2 separate regions of the Homo sapiens genome follow, and region 1 is linked to region 2. A link is an interaction called in ENCODE POLR2A ChIA-PET data of the cell type or tissue named here. Cell type or tissue: GM12878. All regions are shown on one strand. Links, peaks and the distances in the headings refer to the core of each region. The heading gives the core; the rest is flanking DNA.

What was found. ChIA-PET counts read pairs that join two places held together with the same protein. Peaks named below come from ENCODE experiments on the same cell type or tissue, not always from the same donor. Only the 100,000 strongest peaks of a DNase experiment are listed, where the experiment ranks them.
Region 1: POLR2A ChIA-PET joins it to region 2 with 9 read pairs; 4 of 35 experiments call an interaction of 5 or more read pairs at or near these places.

Annotation. Positions count from the first base shown.
Region 1 is chr21:25,492,243-25,497,624 of GRCh38, reverse strand. It overlaps LOC105372753 (a long non-coding RNA gene), which reads left to right. Exons shown (of 10, transcript NR_188560.1): 6 at 799-916; 7 at 4,060-4,182. Among named protein-coding and RNA genes, the nearest start is that of LINC00158, 63 kb to the right of the region's middle. RefSeq lists an enhancer at 2,352-2,441. In GM12878, for the core only: no CTCF peak of the experiment used is centred there; no DNase peak of the experiment used is centred there; H3K4me3 peaks cover 351 bases; H3K27ac peaks cover 3,903 bases.
Region 2 is chr21:25,542,252-25,547,633 of GRCh38, reverse strand. No RefSeq gene overlaps it. Among named protein-coding and RNA genes, the nearest start is that of MIR155HG, 17 kb to the left of the region's middle. In GM12878, for the core only: no CTCF peak of the experiment used is centred there; no DNase peak of the experiment used is centred there.

The sequences.
Region 1 (5,382 bases), core at 132-5,131, 50 kb after region 2:
CTAATGAGCCCACCTGGCCACACTGGGGAATTGAAGAATCTAGTGACTAGAGGGTACCCACGTATAGGTTATCCATAAGAATTCCCAAATATTGAAGAAGCTTAAAAAGTGTGTTAAACAGTCCTTTCTGCCCAGAGATCAAAGGCAGCTGAAAGATCTATATTGGATATCCTGATCTATTCTTCAGTCTCAATGGATTCAGCTCCCTTGGAAATGCTTTTTTGTGCATGAGCAATCACTTGTATCTGAGACTTTCTGAGTCATTGATTAGTGCGGGTTTGCATCATCAGATACAGCTTGAAACCAATCTTTAGAATGTTTCCCAGTCATCTTTTTGTGATTTTATGATGGCAAGAATTTACATTCCTTCCCCGTCCCATGACTGGTATGTGTGTTCTAGGAAAAGTTGGCATTGGTTCTATCTGGATGTATTGATGCTGCTGTTTTGGGGGAATATCCAGTGCCAGAAAATGCCTGGAACACCCTGATCCAGTGGGAGGGTGTTAAACCCTAATGGGTCTATGCCATTGTCAATGTTCAGCAGGCCAGATGCCTTTGGAGGGAGAAGGTCAGGGGTTTGGACCTTTGGGGTTAACCACCACTCAATAATTTCCTACAGTCAAAGACTCACTTCTCTCTACTGATTACACTCCCACTACCATTTTGCACTAAAGTACAAGTGCAGATTAAGTGAGTTATTCAGTTGGTTGCAACAGCATACCACTACAGGGGTAGCTGGTCTTCTAAACAGAGCTTGGGATATTACTTTACTTACATTTTTTTTTTTTTTTGAAACAGGGTCTCACTCTGTCACCTAGGCTGCAGTGCAGTGGTACAATCACAGTTCACTGCAGCCTTGACCTCTTGGGCTCAAGCAATCTTCCTGCCTTAGCCTCCTGAGTAGCTGGGACTACAGGTGAGCCACCAGCCTGGCTAATTTTTAATTTTTTTTTTTTTTGTAGAGACAGGATCTCACTATGTTTCCCAAGTTGGTCTTGAACTTCTGGCCTCAAGCAATTCTCTTGCCTTGGCCTCCCAAAATTCTGGAATTATAGGCATGAGTCACCAGAAACGGCCCACTTTATTTACTTCTGTGATGCCTATACATTGTGTTATCAATAAAACTTGAGATTCTGTAACTGAGACTGGTCTCTGTTTTTAATTAATTTCTTTTTTTTGTAATTCCAAGGCTACCACTGAGGTTCAGATTCTGCATTTTGGGGCATCAGAACTAGTTTTTTTTTTTTTAATTTGAGGAAATATGCTATATGCTAGCATAGGGATGGCAATGCAGCCTATGCATATGTGTTCATTGGAGTGTGCACACTTGTGTACATATATGCATGTGTACCATGTGGTTGCCCCTGGAGTCAATAAGGGAAATTCAAGGTGGGGGTTGGGGAGGGAACTATCTCATTGACTTATAGAGTATTGGAAAATACAGAGTTTTTCAAAATAGAGGAGGATGGCTTGCACATAGCAGCTTCCTGACCATTCCCAGGGGAAATTAAAATCCAACAGAAGAATCAAAACATATTCCTTCTTTTAGTTCTCCATTTTTTCCCTTTATTTGGAGATGAAAGAGTAGAAAAGAGAATTATTTTCTGTTTTGCAATTTACAGCTCCTAAATATTCAGAGTAGAGTGGACAGTCATATAATTGCTGTGATTGAGAATGACAATATTTTTCTGATTGAAAACATCTCTCAGTTGGCAAATATAGTGCTGGAAGTTTATACCACTGTGTCACTTCACTAGGCTTAAAGCAGAATTCAGAAGGCTCTGTTAAAATCAGAAATGTTATCTGAAAAAGTTCACTCATTATTACCTATTAGAAAGGATTACATTTTTTTTACATTAAGTGAAATGAAACATAGCACAAGTAAATTTTGTAAAGATTCAAAGGAGAGGATCTATGACGGGGAGAAGCTTGGTCTAGATGGAGTATTTTTCAAGGAGGGCTTTGAATTACCAGGGGCTAGGTTGTGTGCATTTGAGTCCTGGAGAGAAAGAGGTGGATGTACTTTGAAGAAAATTGAGGAAAAATTGAGCAGAATTTTGAATTGATAATTTTGTCCAGAGAAAACCTTGGATTTTTTTTTTTTTTTTTTTTTTTTTTTTTTTTTTTTGAGAAGGAGTCTCGCTCTGTCACTCAGGCTGGAGTGCATTGGTGCGATCTCGGCTCACTGCAACCTCTGCCTCCTGGGTTCAAGCGATTCTTCTGCCTCAGCCTCCTGAGTAGCTGGGACTACAGGAGCGTGCCACCACTCCCAGCTAACTTTTGTATTTTTAGTAGAGAAAGGGTTTCACCATATTGGTCAGTCTGGTCTCGAACTCCTGACCTCAGGTGATGCACCCACCTCAGCCTCCCAAAGTGCTGGGACTACAGGCATGAGCCACCATGCCCGGCTGGATATTTAACTTATTATATTTTATTGCTAGCTATTAATGCTTTCTATATGCTAAGCATTCAAAGTCATTTACAAATATTAACTGCTTAAAACCTTCAATTACAAGGTGGGTACTATTAAAATCATCCTTATCATGCCAGTGAGAAAACTGAGGAAGGAGGAAGTGATCTTCCCAGGTGCTATAAGTAGCCATGATTTACATCTAGGCGTTCTGCCTCTAAGTCAGCAGTCAACACTACACACATACTTCTGTGATGCATGTGAAAATACACAGCTGTCACAAATGTCAGGATTCAGAGAGGAGCATCATTGCACTTATCCCTTTCTCTTGATTTTTTTTTTTCCAGAAAGCCTTATGCTGATAACCAAGATGTATATTTTGGTTGTTTTAAATTTGTCTGTATGCATTCTTACCATTATCTAATCACCATCTTCACTTGTTAGGATGATATTCTTCTCTAGTGCAAAATTAATTCATTCATTCCTTTGTGGAACATGATATGCTGCTCTCTTTGATTTAGTTTCTAATATATGGATGTGAAAGAGCTCGTGGACTATTTTGCAATGCTTCTGTTTACAAAAGATGCCTATTTGTAGGCAAGATAAGACAGAAACTATAATTTAGTAAAGATTTATTGAGCACTTACTATGTTTTAGGCATTATGGTAAGTACTTTATAAGTATTTTCGTGTTTAATCCTTGCCACTAACCTATGAAGTAGCTACTATTATCGCCTTCATTTTATAAAAAGTAAACTGAGAAATAACAAAGTGAAAACAGAAGAACAAAACCCAGAAGAAATAAAACAAAATACCTAGAAATGAACTGAGCCAACATTTAAACCAATACTCTGCTCCAGAGAACAGCATCAGATTGTCTGTACTGATGGACAGACAATGGAATTCTGAGTTCCATTACTGTAGATTAAATGAGTTAGCACATAAAAATTACATAGATAAATACCACCTGGTAAAAAGCAAGTACTTAATAAAGGTTAACTATTAGTTTGTTACCTGAGTATATTGTATGATGCTGAGGTTTGGGGTATAAATGATCCCATCACTGAGGTACTGAGAATAGTACTCAACAGATTTTCAATTTTTTCTTCCCTCCCTCCCACATCATGTAATTCCTGGTGTCTATTGTTACCATCTTTATGTCCATGAGTGCCCAAAGTTCGGCTCCCACTTACAAGTGAGAACATGTGGTATTTGGCTTTTTGTTCCTGTGTTAATTTGCTTAGGATAATGGCCTCTAGCTGCATCTGTGTTGCTGCAAAGGACATTATTTTTCTTTTTTATGGGTGCATAGTATTCCATGGTGTATATGTACCACATTTTCTTCATCCAAGCCACCGTTGGTGGGCACCTAATTTGATTCCATGTCTTTGTTATTGTGAGCTGTGCTGTGATGAACATATGAATGCATGTGTCTTTTTGGAAGAATGATGTTTTCCATTGGATATATACCCAGTAATAGGATTTTTGGCTTGAATGGTGGTTCTGTTTTAAGTTATTTGAAAAATCTCCAAACAGCTTTCTACAGTGGCTGAACTAACTTACATTCCCACAAACAGTATATAAGCATTCCCTTTTCTCCACAGCCTCGCCAACATCTGTTGTTTTTTGACTTTTTTTTTTTTTTTTCAGACGGAGTTTCACTCTTGTTGCCCAGGCTGGAGTGCAATGATGCGATTTCGGCTCACCGCAACCTCCACCTCCCGGGTTCAAGTAGTTCTTCTGCCTCAGCCTCCCAAGTAGCTGGTATTACAGGTATGCACCACCACACCCGGCTAATTTTGTATTTTTAGTAGAGTCAGGGTTTCTCCATGTTGGTCAGGCTGGTCTCGAACTCCTGACCTCAGGTGATCTGCCCTTCTCGGCCTCCCAAAGTGCTGGGATTACAGGCCTGAGCCACTGCACCTGGCCCTTGACTTTTTAATAATAGCCATTCTGACTGGTGTGAGATGGTATCTCATTGTGGTTTTGATTTGCATTTCTCTGATGATTAGTGATGATGGGAACTTTTGTCTTATTTTGTTTTTATTTAGTTTATTAAACTTTTAAAATTAAAGCCTAAAATGTATACAGAAAATGTACATTTCCTAAAGTGTAGAATTCACTGAGTTTTTGCAAACTGATTACTGTCATGTAATTGGCATTCAGATGAAGAACAGAACATGTCCAGTACCTAGAGACCACTTTTGTTCCTTCTGGGCACTATCCCAAAACCTCAGGAGTAACCACCATCCTGACTCCCAACAGCATTGATTTGCCTTCACTTTTTTTGCGGGGGGAGGTGGTGGGGCACAGAGTTTCACTCTTTTTGCCCAGGCTGGAGTGCAATGGCACAATCTTGGCTCACTGCAATCTCAGCCTACTGGGTTCAAGTGATTCTCCTGCCTCAGCCTCCCAAGTAGCTGGGATTACAGGCATGCACCACCATGCCTGACTAATTTTGTATTTTTAGTAGAGACAGGGTTTCTCCATGTTGGTCAGGCTGGTCTTGAACTCCTGACCTCAGGTGATCCACCCGCCTTGGCCTCCCAAACTGCTGGGATTACAGGTGTGAGCCACCGCGTCCAGCCTCTTGTTTTATCTTTTATAGAAATGGAAGCAGGGAGTTTTATTCTTTTGTGTCAGGCCTCCTTCACTCCAATGTCTCAAAGTCTGTGAGAGTCATCCTTATTGTCTCAATGTCTGTGAGATTCATCCTTATTGTTGCATGTACTTAAGCTTGCTCATTCTTATTATATTACATTGTGTGAATATACCACAATCTACTTATACAGTTGCACTGTTGACGGGCATTTGAGTAGTTTCCAGTATGGAGCACTTATGAGTAGTGCTATGTTATAGTACATGCCTTTGGTAAACATGTATTAGCTATTTTTACTGACCATTATGTACGTTAGAGAAAATTCAGCATGATGGTTTAGTCAGAAGGAAATAAAAACCAAGAAGATCCTGTTA
Region 2 (5,382 bases), core at 66-5,065:
ATAGGCTGCATATTATTAAAGAATCTGTTATACAGCATGCAAACATGGTTCTAGAAGCAGCTACCTGTGTAACTAATTTTGGGGTATAGGAAGCCCAGGTACCACAAGGGTAGTAAGATAATTTTTTGTTTCATCCCAATGAAAGCAGCTGGATGTAACCCATTTTTGCTGCAGCCGATTGCAAAATCAGCCTTATTGCTCCTGTCTCTCTGGGTTCTGTGAATATGGGTTCTGGATGTAGTGTGTGTGTGTGTGTGTGTGTGTGTGTGTGTGTGTGTGTGTGTGTTTTCTTTTTTTCTGTTGTTGCTGTTGTTCTCTTTGCCATTACAGCATTACTATCTTTTGTAACAAAACTTTTAATTTAATTTTTCAGAGCATTAAGCACCTTCTTACCCTCACCAAAATTATCTAATAGAGCAGGGTCTAAGCATTGTGTTTGACCATGATTGATTGCTTTAAGCACTAAGCTATAGTTGGTTTCCATGGAGCAAATAATAGCACCACACTTGCTGGATTAACGTTTATTGGAAAAAATTGATGTGCTCAAGGACAGCAGCAGGAATGAAGTCTTGCTGTTGCCATTCACATTCTGAGGCAGGTCGCAGCAACCTGATAGGGTGAGGTGTTAGATTTTGGGATAGTGACTTCACCTCTGGACTTTGAGGCTTTTAAGGATCATGATTAGGGAAGTATTTGCTATTCTCCTGAAGTGATCAGGGACAGGTTCCCAGCTTTATGGTTGCAGCCATATGACATGACAAACTAGTGACAGAATCCCCCACATTAGCCTTCATAGTTGAGGAAGAACACACCTCTTTCCTGGCATGTTCTGGGTGGGTAGTTTGGTAGACAGAGCAGCGGACTCTTCAAAGATGTCTAACTCCTACTTCCTGGAACCTGGGAATAGGTCATGTTACATGGCAAGTGAGAATTAAGGTGCTAGATAAAATTATGTTTGCTAATCAGCTGACCTTAACATTAAGAGATTATCTTGGATTATTTGGGTGACCCATTGTGATCACAAGGGTCATTAAATGTGGAAGAGGAAAGCAAGAGTTTATGTCAGAGTAATGTGATGTGAGAAAGACTTGCCTGGTTATTGCTTTAAGGATGGAAGGGGGCCACAAGCCAAGGAAGGCGGGCAGCCTCTAGAAGCTGGAAAAGGCAAGAGACAGATTCTCCACTAGAGCCTCCAGAAGGAGCACAGCCCTGTTGACCCATTTTAGAATTCTGACTTTCAGACTGTAAGAAAATAAATTTGTCTTGTTCTAAGCCATAAAATTTGTGGTAATTTGTTTTACAGTAGCAATAGGATACTGAGTCCAAATCTTGACAGTATTGGACAGTATTGATTGCCTCAAGTAACTGAGTTGTAATCTGTTTTCGTAGAGCCTTGCAGATGCCAGCTTCTTCCTCCTGCAGGTAGCCATTCTTGGACAAGTTGATATAGTTTAGATGCTTGTCGCCTCCAAATCTCATGTTGGAATGTAATCCCCAATGTTAGAAGTGTATGTATCATGGGGGCAGATCCCTCATGAATTGCTTAGTACCATCCCCTTGGTGATGAGTGAGTTCTTACTCTGGTAGTTTATGTGAGATCTGGTTGTTTGAAAGAGTGTTGCACCTCCCCGCCCCCACCTCTTGCTCACTGTCTTGCCATGTGACATTGCTCTCCCTACACTTTCTGCCATGATTATAAGCTCCCTGAGGCCCTCAACAGGAGCAGATGCTGGAGCCACGCTTGTACAGCCTGCAGAACCTTGAATCAATTAAACATTTTTTATAAAAATAAATTACTCAGCTTCAGGTATTTCTTTATAGCAACACAAAAATTTTTGATAAAATTGGTACCAAAGAGTGCGGCATTGCTCTAAAGATACCTGAAGATGTGGAAGCACCTTTGGAACTGGATAACAGGCAGAAGATTGAGGAAGACAGATTCAGGCAGATTCAGAAGATAGAAAGATGAGGGAAAGTTTGGAACTTCTTAGAGACTGATTAAATGGTTGTGACCAAAATGCTGATGGATATATGGACAGTGAAGTCTAGGCAGACAAAGTCTCAGATGGAAATGAGGACGTTATTGGGAACTGGAGTAAAGATTACCCATGTTATGCCCTGGCAAAGAGCTCGGTCACATTTTGTCCATGTCCTAGGGATCTGTGGAAGGTTGAACTTAAGAGTGATTACTTAGGGTATCTGATGGAAGAAATTTCTAAGCAGCAAAGCATTCAGGAATAAGGTGGTGCCAGGCATGGTGGTTCATGCCTGTAATCCCAGCATTTGGGAGGCTAAGGTGGGCAGATCCCTTGAGGTCAGGAGTTTGAGATCAGTCTGGCCAACATGGAAAAACCCCTATCTCTACTAAAAATACAAAAATTAGCTGGGTGTGGTGGTGCATGCCTTTAGTCCAGCTACTTGGGAGGCTGAGGCAGGTGAATTGCTTGAACCTAGGAGGCAGAGGTTGTAGTGAGTCGAGATCGTGCCACTGCACTCCAGCCTGGGTAACAAAGAAAGACTCCATCCTAAAAAACAAAACAAAAACAATCAAACAAAAAAACAATGGAGTGGCTGCTTCTAACAGCAATTAGATAAGGAAAAAAATAAATGACTTAAAGTTAAAATTTATATTTAAAAGGGAAGCAGAGCATAAAAATTTAGAAAGTTTGCAGCCTAGCCATGTGGCAGAGGAGGAAAAAAGTATTTTCAGGGGAGGGATCCTGTAGAGCAACCACTTGCTAGAGAGACTTGCATGACTAAAGCCAAGTGCCAATGTCCAAAACAATTGGAAAAGGCTTTGAAGCCATTTCAGAAGTCTTCAGGACAGCTCCTCCCATCGCAGACCCAGAGTTTTAGGAGGAAAGAATGGTTTCAGGGGCCAGGCCCAAGGTATAGGTGCCCTGCTCAGCCTCAGGATGCTACTCTCTGCCTTCAGGCAACTCTGGCTCCAGGCTCAGCTCAAAGGGCCACAGGTACAGCTCAGAATGCTGCTTTGGAGAGTGCAGGCCATAAGCCTTGATGGCTTCAATGTGGTGTTAAATATACAGGTTCACAGAATGCAAGAGTGAAGGAGGCTTGGCAACTTTCACCTAGATTTCAGAGGATGTATGGGAAAGGCTAGGTGCCCAGGCAGAAGCCTGCTACAGGGGTGAAGCCCCCACAGGGAACCTCTACTAGGTCAGTGCCAAAGGAAATGTGAGATTGGAGCCTGCACATGGAGTCCCCATTGGGGCACTGCCTGGTGGATCTGTGGGAACAGGGCTGCAACCCTCCAGACCTGAGATTGGTAGAGCCACCAGCAGCTTGTATCTTGAGCCTGAAAAAGCTGCAGGCACTCAGCTCCAACCCATGAGAGTAGCCATGGGTGCTGGACCCTACAAAACCACAGGGTTGGAGCTGTCCAAGACCTTGGGAGTTTACCCCTTGCACCAAATATGCCCTGGCTGTGTAACATGAAGTCAAAGGAGATTATTTTGGAGATTTAAGATTTAATGACTACCTTGCTGGGTTTAGGACTTGTGTGGGGCCTGTTGTCCTTTTCTTTTGGCCTATTTCTTCATTTTGAAATGGGAATATTTACTCAATGCCTGTACCATCATTGTATCTTGGAAGTAAATAACTTGTATTTGACTTCACAGGCTCATAGGTGGAAGGAACTCATCTCTAGATGAGAATTTGGACTTGGGATTTTTGATTGAGTTGATGCTGGAATAAGTTAAGACTTTGGGGGAACTATTGAGAAAGGATGATTATGTTTTGCAGTGTGAGAAGGACGTGACATTTGGGGGCTCAGGGTTACAATGATACAGTTTGGATGTTTGTCCTTTCCAAATCTCATGTTGAAATGTAATCCCCAATGTTGGAGGTGGGGCCTAATGAGAGGTGTTTGGATCATGGGGGCAGATCCCTCATGAATGGCTTAGTATCATCCCCTTGGTGATGAGTGAGTTCTTGCTCTGGCAGTTCATAAGAGACCTGGTTGTTTAAAAGAGTGTGGCACCTCCCCCACACCCGACTCCCTCTCTTGCCATGTGACATTGCCTGCTCTCCCTTCACCTTCTGCCATGATTGGGAGCTTCCTTAGGCCCTCACCAGAAGCAGATGCTGAAGAGTTGCTTGTATAGTCTGCAGCACCATGATCCAATTAAATCTCTTTTTAAAAATAAATGATGTCACCTCAGGTATTTCTTTATAGTGATGCAAAAATGGACTGATGCATTAATCCTTATTAACTCACCTCTCATGAACATTTCTAACTCAGATTTAGAACCACATGATATTAGCTTTATTTTTCTTTTTAAAATCAATTTCTTTTTTATTTAAAAATATTTAATTGACAAAGATTGTATATATTCAAGGTGTACCATGTAATGATTTGTGTGTATATTGTGTAATGATTATCACAATAAAATTAATTAACACACCCATCACCACCCATGCTGTACATTAGATCCCCAGAACTTGTTTATTTTATAACTGAATATTTGCACCCTTTGAACAACATCTCCTCATTTTCCCTACCGCCACCAGACGCTGGCAACTATTATTCTGCTCTCCATTTCTATGAGTTTAACTTTTTTAGATTCCACCTACAAATGAGATCATATAGTATTTGATACTAAACCAGCAGGTCTCCTCTCTGATGCCAAATATCCTGGCCCTCAACAGCATCAATATAACTGTTTGCTTCATTCAAACCACACACACATGCACACACACACCAGAATGTATAGCACCAATGTTATTGCTGTACTATTATTACTGAAAACAGCTTAATACTTTATAATTGTTTTTAGTTCTCTTTGTCCTTAGAGTATAGTTCACAGGGATGTGCAGTCCAATTACTTTGTCTTAAAGTTACTTGAAATTATTTCTTCCTGTTTGCTGCTACTTTGATGCAAAATTAAGTTTACTTGTTTAATTTACTTTTGATTTTTAGGTATTGAGTTATTTCTGTTTTATATTTTTGTAATTCATTTGTCTGGTTTCAAAGTCAAATTTATTAAATAAGGTATTTTTACCTTCTTTTCCTGTCTTCTCCTTTTTCTTCTTTGTTTTCCTTAAAATATTTTTATACTATATCCCTCAATTAAAAAATATGTGCATATATGTGTGTATGTGTGCATATAAATATGTATATATCTATGTCTCTATATATCTGCTTCTTTCTCTTAGATAAATGGCAGTGTGCTGTCCACACTTTTCTCCATCTTTGTTTCTTACTTTACAGTATATCTTGGATATCATCCCCTAGCAGAAGATAGAGATAGTCATAATTTCTCAATAAAGTTGCATACTCTTCCATCATAGACCCCAAATTGATGGACATTTGTGTGGTTTTAAAATTTTTTATAATTACAAGTAGTGCTATAATGACTACTT